Regions from separate parts of the Homo sapiens genome. Here all the other regions are linked to region 1. A link is a contact called in ENCODE Hi-C or POLR2A ChIA-PET data. All regions are on one chromosome and are shown on one strand. The core of a region is the stretch at or near the end of the contact, and the rest is flanking DNA. Distances in the headings are between cores, read along the strand shown. Region 1 has its middle 26 kb from the start of ERVE-5. Region 2 has its middle 82 kb from the start of LINC00906. Region 3 has its middle 130 kb from the start of ERVE-5. Region 4 has its middle 210 kb from the start of ERVE-5.

Region 1 (2,700 bases), core at 68-2,567:
AAACAAATACATAACATTTCTCCTTGTTATAAAACTTCCGACCTTCTCTTTGTTCTTTGGATACACCAAAGACCACCCAGTCTGTGTATATCTTCCCAATTGCAATTTTTCCTAAACAAAACATGTTCATGTCAGAGATTCATCTCTATAGTTTATTTGACTTCAACAGTATATATCAAAAGGAAATGAAATTGGTATGTCAATAAAACATGTGCACTCTCATGTTCTTTGCAGCAGTATTCACAATAATCATGATATGGCATCAATCTAAGTGTCCATCAGTGGATGAGTGGATAGAGCACATGTGAGATTGAGATATATATATATATATACACACACACACACACACACACATATATATATACACACACATATATATACACACACACACATACATTTATGTATAATGGAATACTATTCAGCTTTTAAAAAAGGATAATTCTGTCACTTGTGAGAACATGGATGAACCTAGAGGAAGTTACGTTAAGTGAGATAAGCCAGGCACAGAAAGACAACTACCATGCGATTTCACTCAAATGAGGAATCAAAAAAGTTGTTGAGGTTTTAGTTCAAAATGGCTGACTAGAAGCAGCAAGCCCATGCCTCTCTCACAGACAGGAACCACAATGGCAAGTAAATCCTCACACTTCACATAGATCATCTTAAGAGAGCATGCTCGGATTCACCAGAGAACCAATGGGACCCAAGGAAAGCAGGGAACAGTGGAGCCAGGCAGCCTGCGGAGCTGGGACGGTGTGGAGTGAAGAGAGGCTCTTACTCCAAGGAAGGGGTGAATGAGGTGAGAGGCTCCGGGACCCACCTCTCCATCACAGACTTTTACAATCCTAGCCACAGGAGAGCCCCCATAATCCTCCTTAGGCCTCCAGCTGAACACAGAGCCACCCAGAAACTTTGCAGAGGCACCGCTCAAGCCCACCTGGAATCCCACAGTCAGCCTGGTGCCAGCTGCCATGCCAAGGAGGGAGGCGAGGCTCTTTGCACACCCCCAGGAGAGACAGCACAGCTGCTGTGCAGAGGAGCTGCCAGACCACACACCACACTACTCCCGGCCTCGGCTGCTTCCTGCGAAATGGGGCTTACCTGTTGCAGGCCCCCTGTACAGTTGACCCACCCCTGCAGAAACACTGGCCTTGGCTAGGTGTTTCTCTGAGACCCCGACTCCCAGGCCAGGGAGAGAGTGAGGAGGCCTGGGACCTCTGCATGACCCCAAGAACAAAATCCAGAACTGCTTCTGCAGGAGCAAAGTGTGAGTAGGTCATGTGCCCCCCAGGTGCCAATCTCCAGTGCCCTGAGGGGCCCTCCCTTCCCCCAGTGAAAGGCCACCTGGCTCCTGCCTGAGCATTTCCGCTGCAACCACAGCTCTTCTGAGAGCCCAGTCCCCACAGGCCTGTGCTGCCCTCAGGCTCCCACCACCTGGGCCTTCTGTCTGTCCCCTGCCTGAGGGTTCTATCAGCCTCTCAGGGACCAGCCAGCCCCTTCCCCATCACAGCCAGCTCCTGAAGTCTAGGGTGCCCCAACCCCAGTCCAGCCCCTTAACCCATTTATGCCTGAGGTTGCAATTTTTTAAATTTTTCCAATCAGACCTTGGCGATGATCTTGAGCAGTGGGATATAAATAAGTCCCACATGCTTAGTATTCCAGTAATGGAACACTAGGCATAAATGGGTTTTAAGGACCCATACTCTCTGTCCGGTAGGCCGTCTAAGGGCCTGAGAACTGGGGCGCTATGTAGACCAATCCAACAGTGCTGGCACCTAACCACTTTTCCCAGGGCCTGAGGTCAGGCCAGCCCAACCAGTTGACACCACCACAACTGATACCCATCCACAGGGGCTGAAAGGCAGAGTGTATCCCCTGGCCCTGACAATGCAACATCATTACCACATCAAAGGAAAGAGAGCCATACGCTGAAAAGGTTCTGCCCCAAAACCACTCCTGTGGAGAGTCTCAAGACAGGTGTGTTCCACAGCTCTCAACCCACTGTGGCTTGGATGTAGACAACAGTGAGGATCTGAACTGAGAGTCACGAGTTCCAGGACTGGTGTGATTGGGAATAGATCACTTTCCTGCCTATCTAGCGCATGGAGCTAGTGCAGCCCCTTCACCCGATGTAGAGACCTCAGCACATGTCACTGGGAGCTCCCAAAGCCATCTCCACAAGGCTTGGTGCCTATACTTGGCATTGGAGTATTTGTGGGCAAGCCAGGGGGTCCAGCTCTGCCCAGCTCTACCCACTCCCTGCTGAACAGAAAACTCAGGGCACCAGGCACTTCACTGTCCAGCCCATCACCAGAAGCAACAGAGAGCACCTCCCAGTAAACAAAGACCAAGTACCTACCCATCTGCTGTGCCACAAGCTGGCTCTTACCCGTCAGCGCCATCTACTGGCCTGCAGGTTGAACTGCACAGCCAAATATAAAGCCTGGCCAATGGAAGTGCGTGGGCTATAGAAGCAAAGCTTTAGCAACACAACGTACTCCACAGTCACTCCCTAGGGAAAGGGAGGGATGGAGAAAGAAAAAACAAATAAGAAAAAAAAAATCCCATCTGAACAAAAATAAATTCAAAAATAAGAGTGGTTTTCTGTGAGCAGCTGCTCCAGATGAGAAAGAATCAGCATAAGAATTCTGGCATCATGAAAAAATCTGAATGTTGTGACATGACTAAAGGATCATATTA
Region 2 (2,700 bases), core at 83-2,582, 250 kb after region 1:
CAGGGAAAGAAGATGAGCTCTACTAATGATTAATGTTCAACTTAATAGATCAGCAAGACATGCTGAGTTGAGAAGCTGCCCAGAGGGTTCCAGCCCACTGCCCAAGCACAGGAGGAACAATGAGAGGAGCGACTTCCGCTCCCCGCACCCGCGGCTTGTCTCTGGGGAAACACAGTTATTAATTGCTCTAAAATGTCAGTCACTTTGCTTCAAAGTAGCCACTTCCCCGGCTGCTTTCTGATCTCCCCCTTGAAAATGACTTCCAGTGTGGACATTGACTCTAGCTTGTGTTTAAAACAGAATTTGGGGCTGGGCTTAGTGGCTTATGCCTGTAATCCCAGCACTTTGGAAGGCCAAGGTGGCCGGGTCACCTGAGGTCAGGAGTTCGAGACCAGCCTGGCCAACATGGTAAAACCTCATCTCTACTAAAAATACAAAAATTAGCTGGACATGGTAGTAAGCACCTGTAATCCCAGCTACTCAGGAGGCTGAGGCAGAAGAATCGGTTGAACCCAGCAGGTGGAGGTGGCAATGAACCAAGATCACGCCACTGCACTCCAGCCTGGGTGACAGAGCGAGACTCTGTCTCAAGAAACGAATTTGGGGGCTACCTAACCTATCAATGCACTAGGCTTTTACATCTTTTTTTCTTTTAAAGACAAGAGTCCCACTCTGTGGCCCAGACTGGAGTGCAGTGGTGCAATCATGACTCACCACAGCCTCCATTTCTTGGACTCAAGTGATCCTCCTGCCTCAGCCTCCCAAGTAGCTGGGACCACAGGCCCAACACCATGCCTACCTGAAACAAGCTTTTTACAAAGTGACAAATCAGCTCAGTTCAATACATGTGGGTGGGATCCTGCTGTTCTGCTGCCCTGCCCCTGTGGCTGCAACCTCAGAAGGCAAATACCCACAGGGAACAGACGCGCCCAGAACAGTGTGAGGCAGGGTCCGCGGGGGCTTCCAAAGAAGAAGACAGAGAGCTAGAAGGGGCCTCAGCTGAGGCAGTGCCCGTGGGCCAATGGTGGCCGCACTGTCTTCCTGGAGGGACAGGCCCTGGGCTCAGAGCAATGTGCCAGCTGGGGCTGGGATTTTCTACTCTCTCTTTTCCAGGCACCAGTGGCAGATAGGAAAGGACCACTCCCCCAGGGTTCCCCTTTGGGACACATGGCCTCCTTCCCTCTCCATCCCTTCCTCCTGGGGTTTCATGGAGCCCCGACTGTGTGCTGGGCCCTGCGGCAGCTAAGGTCACCAGGCTCCAGGCCCTGCTCTTGCAAGAGATCCAGACAAGCTGCCTGGGAAGTGAACAGTGGGAAGCCACACACCAGGAGAACTGGAGCAGGCAGGCGTCACGGTGCGGTGTGGGGAGGGGTGGACATCTGTATGACAACAAAATCCTCCCTCTGTTTTGAATCTCGCTGTATTGAACTCTGCAGTCTTTAAAATAATGTAATCTCTAGGACTCTGCAGCTTCCCAAATCCTATTGACCTGTGATTTGGATAAGAACTGATCTCATTTGTGTCTGAATGAATGAATGTTGTCTGTGCAAGCAGCTGACTTCAGGGCTAGGCTGGTCTCCAGCATCATAAGAGCAAAGGCATGCTTTGTGGTTACAGATTGGCACTGGAGCGGCCCTCCCTCCCTCTCTTTTGGGGACCTCGAGGGTCCAGGGGCGAGGGGAGCCGTGCCAGCAGCCTGCCTCAGTGTGTGTTCTCTGAGCACCTCGTGACCTTGCTGGGAGTGTGTCTGATCAGCCGCTTCCCTTGTGACCAAATATTTGGTCATGGCAGCAGGAGAGAATTCCATCAGTGGACAGCTCTATTTTTAAGGCTCTGGCTTTGTTTTCTCTTTCCTGAGAGGCAGTCCCTGCAGCAGGCTTGAGCCTCTCTCACTGACAGCCTGCCTCGCATAATGTTAAGCAGGCATCGGACACTTGCTGGAAGGCAGGGAATTGCAATGAAAGAGCACGGAGGTGAGAAGCTGTGCTCCTTGGGGTGAAGGCAGCTTCTGTGCTCCTGGGATCTACTGTTAAGCCAGGGTGACGCCAGCTTGCATGCTACCGGAGGGGTAAGTGTGTGTGTTTGCGTGTGTGTGCACGCATATTCTAAGATGACAGCATCCTGTCTGCCTATCACTGCCTGAAGCACCCCTTTCTCCAACCCCACTAATCAGCTCATTCGCTCACCTTCCCCTATGAATGTATCTCTTTGCCCACCCCTTTGCCTGGGACAACCTGTCAATTTCCAGCCCTCCTCTCTTTCCTTCTCTTTTCTGCAAAACCTCGTGGGATGCCACATGAGTCTGTTTTGTGTTGCCATAAAGAAATATCTGAGACTGGGCAATTTATCAAAAAAATGTATAATTGGCCATGGTTCTGCAGGGTGTACAGTAAGCGTGGTGCCCTCATCTGCTTCTGGGGAGGCCTCAGGAAGCTTTTACTCATGGCAGAAGGGAAGTAAAGCCGGCATCTCACAGAGCGAAACAGGGAGCAAGAGAGGTGCCTGGCTCTTTTATTTTATTATTTATTGTATTTTTTGTGTGATTATTTTTAACTTTTATTTTAGGATCAAGGGCACATGTGCAAGTTAGTTATATAGGTAAACTGTGTGTCATGGAGGTTCGATGTACAGATTATTTCAGATAATGGGCATAGTACTCTGTAGACATTTTTCCTGATCCTCTCTCTCCTCCCACCTTCC
Region 3 (2,700 bases), core at 116-2,615, 150 kb before region 1:
GTGAAACCCCATCTCTACTAAAAATACAAAAAATGAGCTGGGTGTGGTGGCAGGCGCCTGTAATGCCAGCTACTCATGAAGCTGAGGCAGGAGAATCAATTGAACTGGGGAGGCGGAGGTTGCAGTGAGCCAAGATCGTACCACTGCACTCCAGCCTAGGTGACAGAGTGAGACTCCATCTCAAAAAATAAAAAGTAAAAAAGTAGGAAAAACTACTACATAGGCATATAAAAGAGAAATATAACTAAAATAACTACAATAAAAGTTATTCAATAAAAACAGACTCAGCAATGACAGAGCCAATAGAGACAAGCACATAAATCAGCTACTATCTGTGCACATGTCCAGAAGCCATGTTAAGCAGAACTTGTTTTAAGTTGTTTATAATTTAAATTTGTGGATACATATTTTACTTTTTTTTTTTTTTTTTGAGATGGAGTTTTGCTCTTGTTGCCCAGGCTGGAGTGCAGTGATGCAATCTCAGCTCACTGCTGCCTCTGCCTCCCAGGCTCAAGTGATTCTCCTGCCTCAGCCTCCTGAGTAGCTGGGATTATAGGTGTGCGCCACCATGCCTGGCTAATTTTTGTATTTTTAGTAGAGACCGGGTTTCACCATGTTGGGCAGGCTTGTCTCGAACTCCCGACCTCAGATGATCTGCCAGTCTCAGCCTCCCAGAGTGCTGGGATTTCAGATAAGCCACCACACTCGGCCCATATTTTACTTTTCTTAGGGACAGGGTCACCCAGGTGGGAATGCAGTGGCACAATCATGGCTCACTGCAGCCTCAACCTCCTGCTCAAGCCATCCTCTTGCCTCAGCCTCCCAAGTAGCTGGGACTACAGGCGCAGGCCACCCTACCCAGCTAATTTTTAAAAAAAATCTTTCAGAGATGGGATCTCACTGTGTTGCCCAGGTTGGTCTTGAACTCCTGGGGTCAAGTGATCCTTTTGCCTTGGCTTCTCAAAGTTTTGGGATTATAGGCATGAGCCACCATGCCTGGCCAAGAAGAACTTTTTAAATACTTTTTTCTAAAAGAAAAAAAATGATTACAAAGCAAACAGAAATACTCTAACATTACCAATTGCAGGGGAGAGAGTCAAAGTACAAAAATGATTCACAAAGCAGAAGAAAATGAAAGTGATAAGCACATGAGGAAAATAATCAACCACACTAACATAAAACATTGTAAGTAGGATAATATCAGATTAGTCAAGATTTTAAAATTCTGTGTTCAGTGCTGGTGACCATGTAAGAAGACACTGATCCACAGCTAGTTGAAGGTCCATTCTGGGTTCCTGTTTCCTGGAAAGCAATGCTTAGTGGGACGGGTAACTTCCTCATGTGACACAGCTGGTAGCAGTGCTGGCTGGCTGTGTTCCATGTCTAAAGTCGCAGAGGCTACACCAGGCTGGCACCGTGGTCTACAAACCTGCCACTCTCTATCACCTTTTTATTTATAGAGATGAGATGGGTCACTCTCAGACAAAAATAAGAGGCACAGTTGTGGGCCACGACAGAGCAGCAAGCAGGGAAGGTAGGTCCCCAGATAGCGGCCTGAGAGGAAGGACATACATGTGTAGTGGCCCTAGCTTCACTCAGACGCTGTGTATAAGTTGGGGGCAGAGAAAGGTGTGTGGCAGAGGAAGGCCCAGCTGCAGTGTGTTCCCCCAGGCAGCTCTGCGGGTTGAGGACACAGCCAGGTCAGTCCTTTCTGCTCCCACATCTCTCCCTAATCAAACCTGTTACTGGGGAACCTCAGTGACAGGCTGGGTTCTAGGTGCATCTGGGGACTGCCAAACATAACATGGCCTACCACTTGGGAGGAATGCAATATCTGATAGTCCAGTGTTTCCAAAGGTTGGTAACTGAAACAGAGAAGTTAAATAATTTGCCCAAGGCCACACAGCTGAGTCAAGGAAGTGGGGCTTGTTAGGCATTTCGGCCACCTGCAATCCACCTTCCAAATTGCATCCCTATCTTTGTGTCTCTTCTACTATTATTTACCTTAAACAGTTTTAACTTGACTTTAAGTAAAACTACTTTCTAAAGATTTGGCTCAATAAAAAGGTTATAAGTTTTATGAAAAAAAATTAAGTTATAGTGATAGAGGTAGGAGGCAGCCAAATGCCTAGACAGATAGAGAAGGGTCCCCAGTGAAACCCACCTTCAAGTCTAAAACAGGCTAAGGACTGAAAGACGGGACCGCTGGTTTTGGATGAAACCCGTGACCCAGAAGGAGAACTTCTGCCTCCGTTTGCCTGCCCTTTCCTGATTGATTCTTTCTGAATAATGCCTTTCAACCAATCAAATGTTGCCTTTTCCGATACTACCTATGGCTTGCCTGGGCATGCCCACCTGTGTTCTAGGAGAATGGGTGGAGCCACCAGGAATTCACGTCTTATGCAGGGGAGGAGCCTGGGCCTCTTCACCTCCTGTGCAGCAGCCCTGGCATTCAACTGTGAAGGGAAAACCTGCTTGGAGAGCCCCTGTCTTTGCTGGGAGCTTTCCTTTTGCTTAATAAATTCCACCCTCCTCACCCTTCAATGTGTCTGTGTGACTCATTTTTTTCTGGTCATGAGACAAGAACCTGGATTTAGCTGAATGAGGGAGCAAAAATCCTAAAAAAAAAAAAAATCATAGATGTATATTTTGTATATATTTAAATTCACTTTAAAGTAAATATATAACTATTAAAATGTG
Region 4 (2,700 bases), core at 64-2,563, 240 kb before region 1:
CGGCCTGGTGGCACCCACTTGTAATCCCAGCTATTCGGGAGGCTGAGGCAGGAGAATCACTTGAACCTGGGGGGCGGAGGTTGCAGTGAGCCGAGATTGCGCCACTGCACTCCAGCCTGGGCTACAGAGTGAGATTATGTCTCAAAAAAAAAAAAAAAAAAAAAAAGAAAAAAAAAAAGCCCAGGCATGGTGGTGAGCACCCATAGCCCCAGCTCCTCAGAGGAGGCTGAGGTTGGAGGATTGCTTGAGCCCAGGAGTGTGAATCAAGCTGGGCAACATAGCAAGACCCCATCTCTAAAATAAACAAATTAATTACTTAACTAATTAATTAAATATATATCCAATTGGATGTTTATTGCAGTGAAGTAATAGTAAAACAATTAGAAAAATCTAAATACCCATCAACAGATTTTGATCAACTTATCTGTGAATGATGATAATATTTAATATTAGGGTACCTATATTTAAAATCATATAAACCTTAAATATGTTACCTCAGTGACTGTGTCATAGAATACAAATATAAAAGCTTTTTTTACTACCTTTTAAACTTTATGTTGAGGCCTCATCTCTAGAATCCAGAATATACAAAATGTTGCTAAGAGATTAAAGGCAACTGCCAACCTTAAAGAATGAAGTTCAGAAGATATGATTAAGGGTGGAGTTTATTTGGGCACACAGCTTGAGGATGCCCGTCTGGGAGACGCCGACCCCAAATGAATAGGGAGAGCTGGTGTTTGTTTCACTTCTAAAGCCAGAGACAGAAACATCGGTGAGATCAGGACACTTTCCACAGGATAACAGGGCAGAGCTGGAGCAAACTGATCAGTCACATATTGTTCCATTCCAAGGAAGATGACTCCACTCCAGGAAGAGGGTTAGTGACCTAAGGGGGTCTTGACACTGTTGGGTTATAATTATTTACGAGCAGAAAAAAGCGGAAGCCGCAGCTGCATTCCACGTGACTCTGCTGCATAGCCATGTTCCTCACAAGGCTCAGAATAAGGTAAAATTCCAATAACTTTAAGTTTAAATTATTTTAAGTTTGAATTATGTGATATCACAAAACCAAAATACTTCACCCCAAAATATGTGTCTTAGGCATATTCTGAGCTGGCTGTTCAGAGGGCCTGCAAACACAAGGAGCCCTGCAAAGCTGTCTTTTGTGGGGCAGATTTGCACCTGCAGAGGAAATAAAGGGAAGTAAACAACAGATGTGAAAGGCTTTCTCCGAAGTCCTCCTTGTCAAGGTCCAGGAAAGATTAACTGAGAGGCTGACACCTTTAAAGGTCTTGCAGAGAAACATTTACCAGAAGCTGCCACCCACCCCCTTTGAGGGCTGCCACCTGAGAGGCTCCAGCTGTGTACCAAGACTGCCTCTGCTAACCAGGCCTCTTCTCCTCTTCTCTCTCTCCCGTATCCTTTTTGCCATGATCCAAGCCCCTATTTTCTGTATATTCAAGAGGGCTAAAAGCATCAACCATCTTGACATTTGTTTGAGTCTTTATATTTTGTATGACTCCCAAGCCCATATGAATGCTAATAAAATGTTTACACCTTTTTCCCCTGGTAATCTGTGCATTACATTTATCTTACAGACTCAAATTACCAAAACTTCAGGAACAAAGTTAAATGTTCCTTCAAAATATAAGACTAGGAAATCAGAGTTGGGAGAGAAATTAGAGTTCATCTATCCTCTCACCTCCTTTTTCATATGGAAATTTATGACTCAGAGAGGGGGAGTAACTTTCTTAAAATCATGCAGCAAAAGACAAGGTACAAGATCTCAAGTTTTCTGACTTCCAGTTAAGCATTTTGCTCCCAGAATTTTCTCAGACTCCAGAAAATGATAAGCCCTTGCAGGGCTGGTCCTTTGTCTCATCTCCCTTTTCTCCTCTATGATCCACACAGTGCAATGCACAGAGCAGAGCCTCAACGAGCAGGTGACAGAAGGAAATTTAATCAGTGGTTAAAGTTAAGCACTTGGCTGAGCCTCACCAGTGGGTGTGCTTGGTCTGTCAGCACACAGGACTTCCCCTTATGGCTCCTCTGCCCTGATGCCATGAAAAACAGATCAGGTCCCATAAATCGTGAGGAGTACATCCCCTCAGCAAGGTGACTGGAGTCACACGGTTCACTCCTTCAGAGCAAAGATCTTCCCGTCTCATAAAGCAAATTCCATAAGGGGCCTTAAGAAGACTTTGTATGTAATTTGCTGAACCTTAAGCCCAACATTTGAACTATTTTCCATGGAGACCTGTCTGTTACGCGCCTGGTGCGGAGCACTGCCTGGATTTCAGAAATCCACCCCGGTCCTGTGCTTTCTCACCAGAGCAAGACCCAGCCTGGAGGCTCCATGACTCCTGATGCCATTTTTCTCTCTCATTCTCTAAGAAACAGATCCTGAAACAAAAATTCATGAATAAAAAATGTATCTGGGCCCAGGCGCAATGGCTCACACCTGTAATCCCAGCACTTCGGGAGGCCAAGGCAGGTGGATTGCTTGAGGTCAGGAGTTCAAGACGAGCCTTACCAAAATGGTGAAATCCTGCCTCTACTAAAAATACAAAAATTAGCTGGGTGTGGTGGCAGGCGCCTGTAATCTCAGAACCCAGGAGGCAGAGGTTGCAGTGAGCTGAGATCGCACCACTGTACCCCAGCCTGAGCAACAGAGCAAGACTCTGTCTCAGAAAAAAAAAA

Evidence for each region. A loop is a pair of places that touch in the nucleus more often than their neighbours do. ChIA-PET counts read pairs that join two places held with the same protein, here RNA polymerase II (POLR2A). Pooled maps may share reads with other maps.
Region 2: a pooled map shows a loop between it and region 1 (9-fold over the local background). The contact joins two enhancer-like sites. A Hi-C loop is called at or near these places in 1 of 168 maps with a recorded cell type or tissue (K562), 8 of 37 single-sample maps with no recorded cell type and 8 of 50 pooled maps.
Region 3: a map of Jurkat shows a loop between it and region 1 (3-fold over the local background). The contact joins two enhancer-like sites. A Hi-C loop is called at or near these places in 6 of 168 maps with a recorded cell type or tissue (GM11168, Jurkat, K562 and 2 more) and 3 of 50 pooled maps. POLR2A ChIA-PET finds 5 or more read pairs at or near these places in 2 of 52 experiments (H1 and HEK293).
Region 4: a map of naive thymus-derived CD4-positive, alpha-beta T cell shows a loop between it and region 1 (4-fold over the local background). The contact joins two enhancer-like sites. A Hi-C loop is called at or near these places in 1 of 168 maps with a recorded cell type or tissue (naive thymus-derived CD4-positive, alpha-beta T cell), 5 of 37 single-sample maps with no recorded cell type and 3 of 50 pooled maps. POLR2A ChIA-PET finds 5 or more read pairs at or near these places in 1 of 52 experiments (HEK293).

The regions. Positions count from the first base shown.
Region 1 is chr19:28,631,519-28,634,218 of GRCh38, forward strand. It overlaps the pseudogene LOC100420587. Among named protein-coding and RNA genes, the nearest start is that of ERVE-5, 26 kb to the left of the region's middle. RefSeq lists a silencer at 2,164-2,458. Within about 2 kb of position 1,318, at least 2 of the 41 ENCODE cell types and tissues checked have a DNase peak (open chromatin) inside an H3K27ac peak, as active enhancers do.
Region 2 is chr19:28,881,724-28,884,423 of GRCh38, forward strand. No RefSeq gene overlaps it. Among named protein-coding and RNA genes, the nearest start is that of LINC00906, 82 kb to the right of the region's middle. RefSeq lists enhancers at 1-594, 1,345-2,094. Within about 2 kb of position 1,333, at least 5 of the 41 ENCODE cell types and tissues checked have a DNase peak (open chromatin) inside an H3K27ac peak, as active enhancers do.
Region 3 is chr19:28,479,991-28,482,690 of GRCh38, forward strand. It overlaps the pseudogene LOC100420587. Among named protein-coding and RNA genes, the nearest start is that of ERVE-5, 130 kb to the right of the region's middle. Within about 2 kb of position 1,366, at least 6 of the 41 ENCODE cell types and tissues checked have a DNase peak (open chromatin) inside an H3K27ac peak, as active enhancers do.
Region 4 is chr19:28,392,903-28,395,602 of GRCh38, forward strand. No RefSeq gene overlaps it. Among named protein-coding and RNA genes, the nearest start is that of ERVE-5, 210 kb to the right of the region's middle. Within about 2 kb of position 1,314, at least 2 of the 41 ENCODE cell types and tissues checked have a DNase peak (open chromatin) inside an H3K27ac peak, as active enhancers do.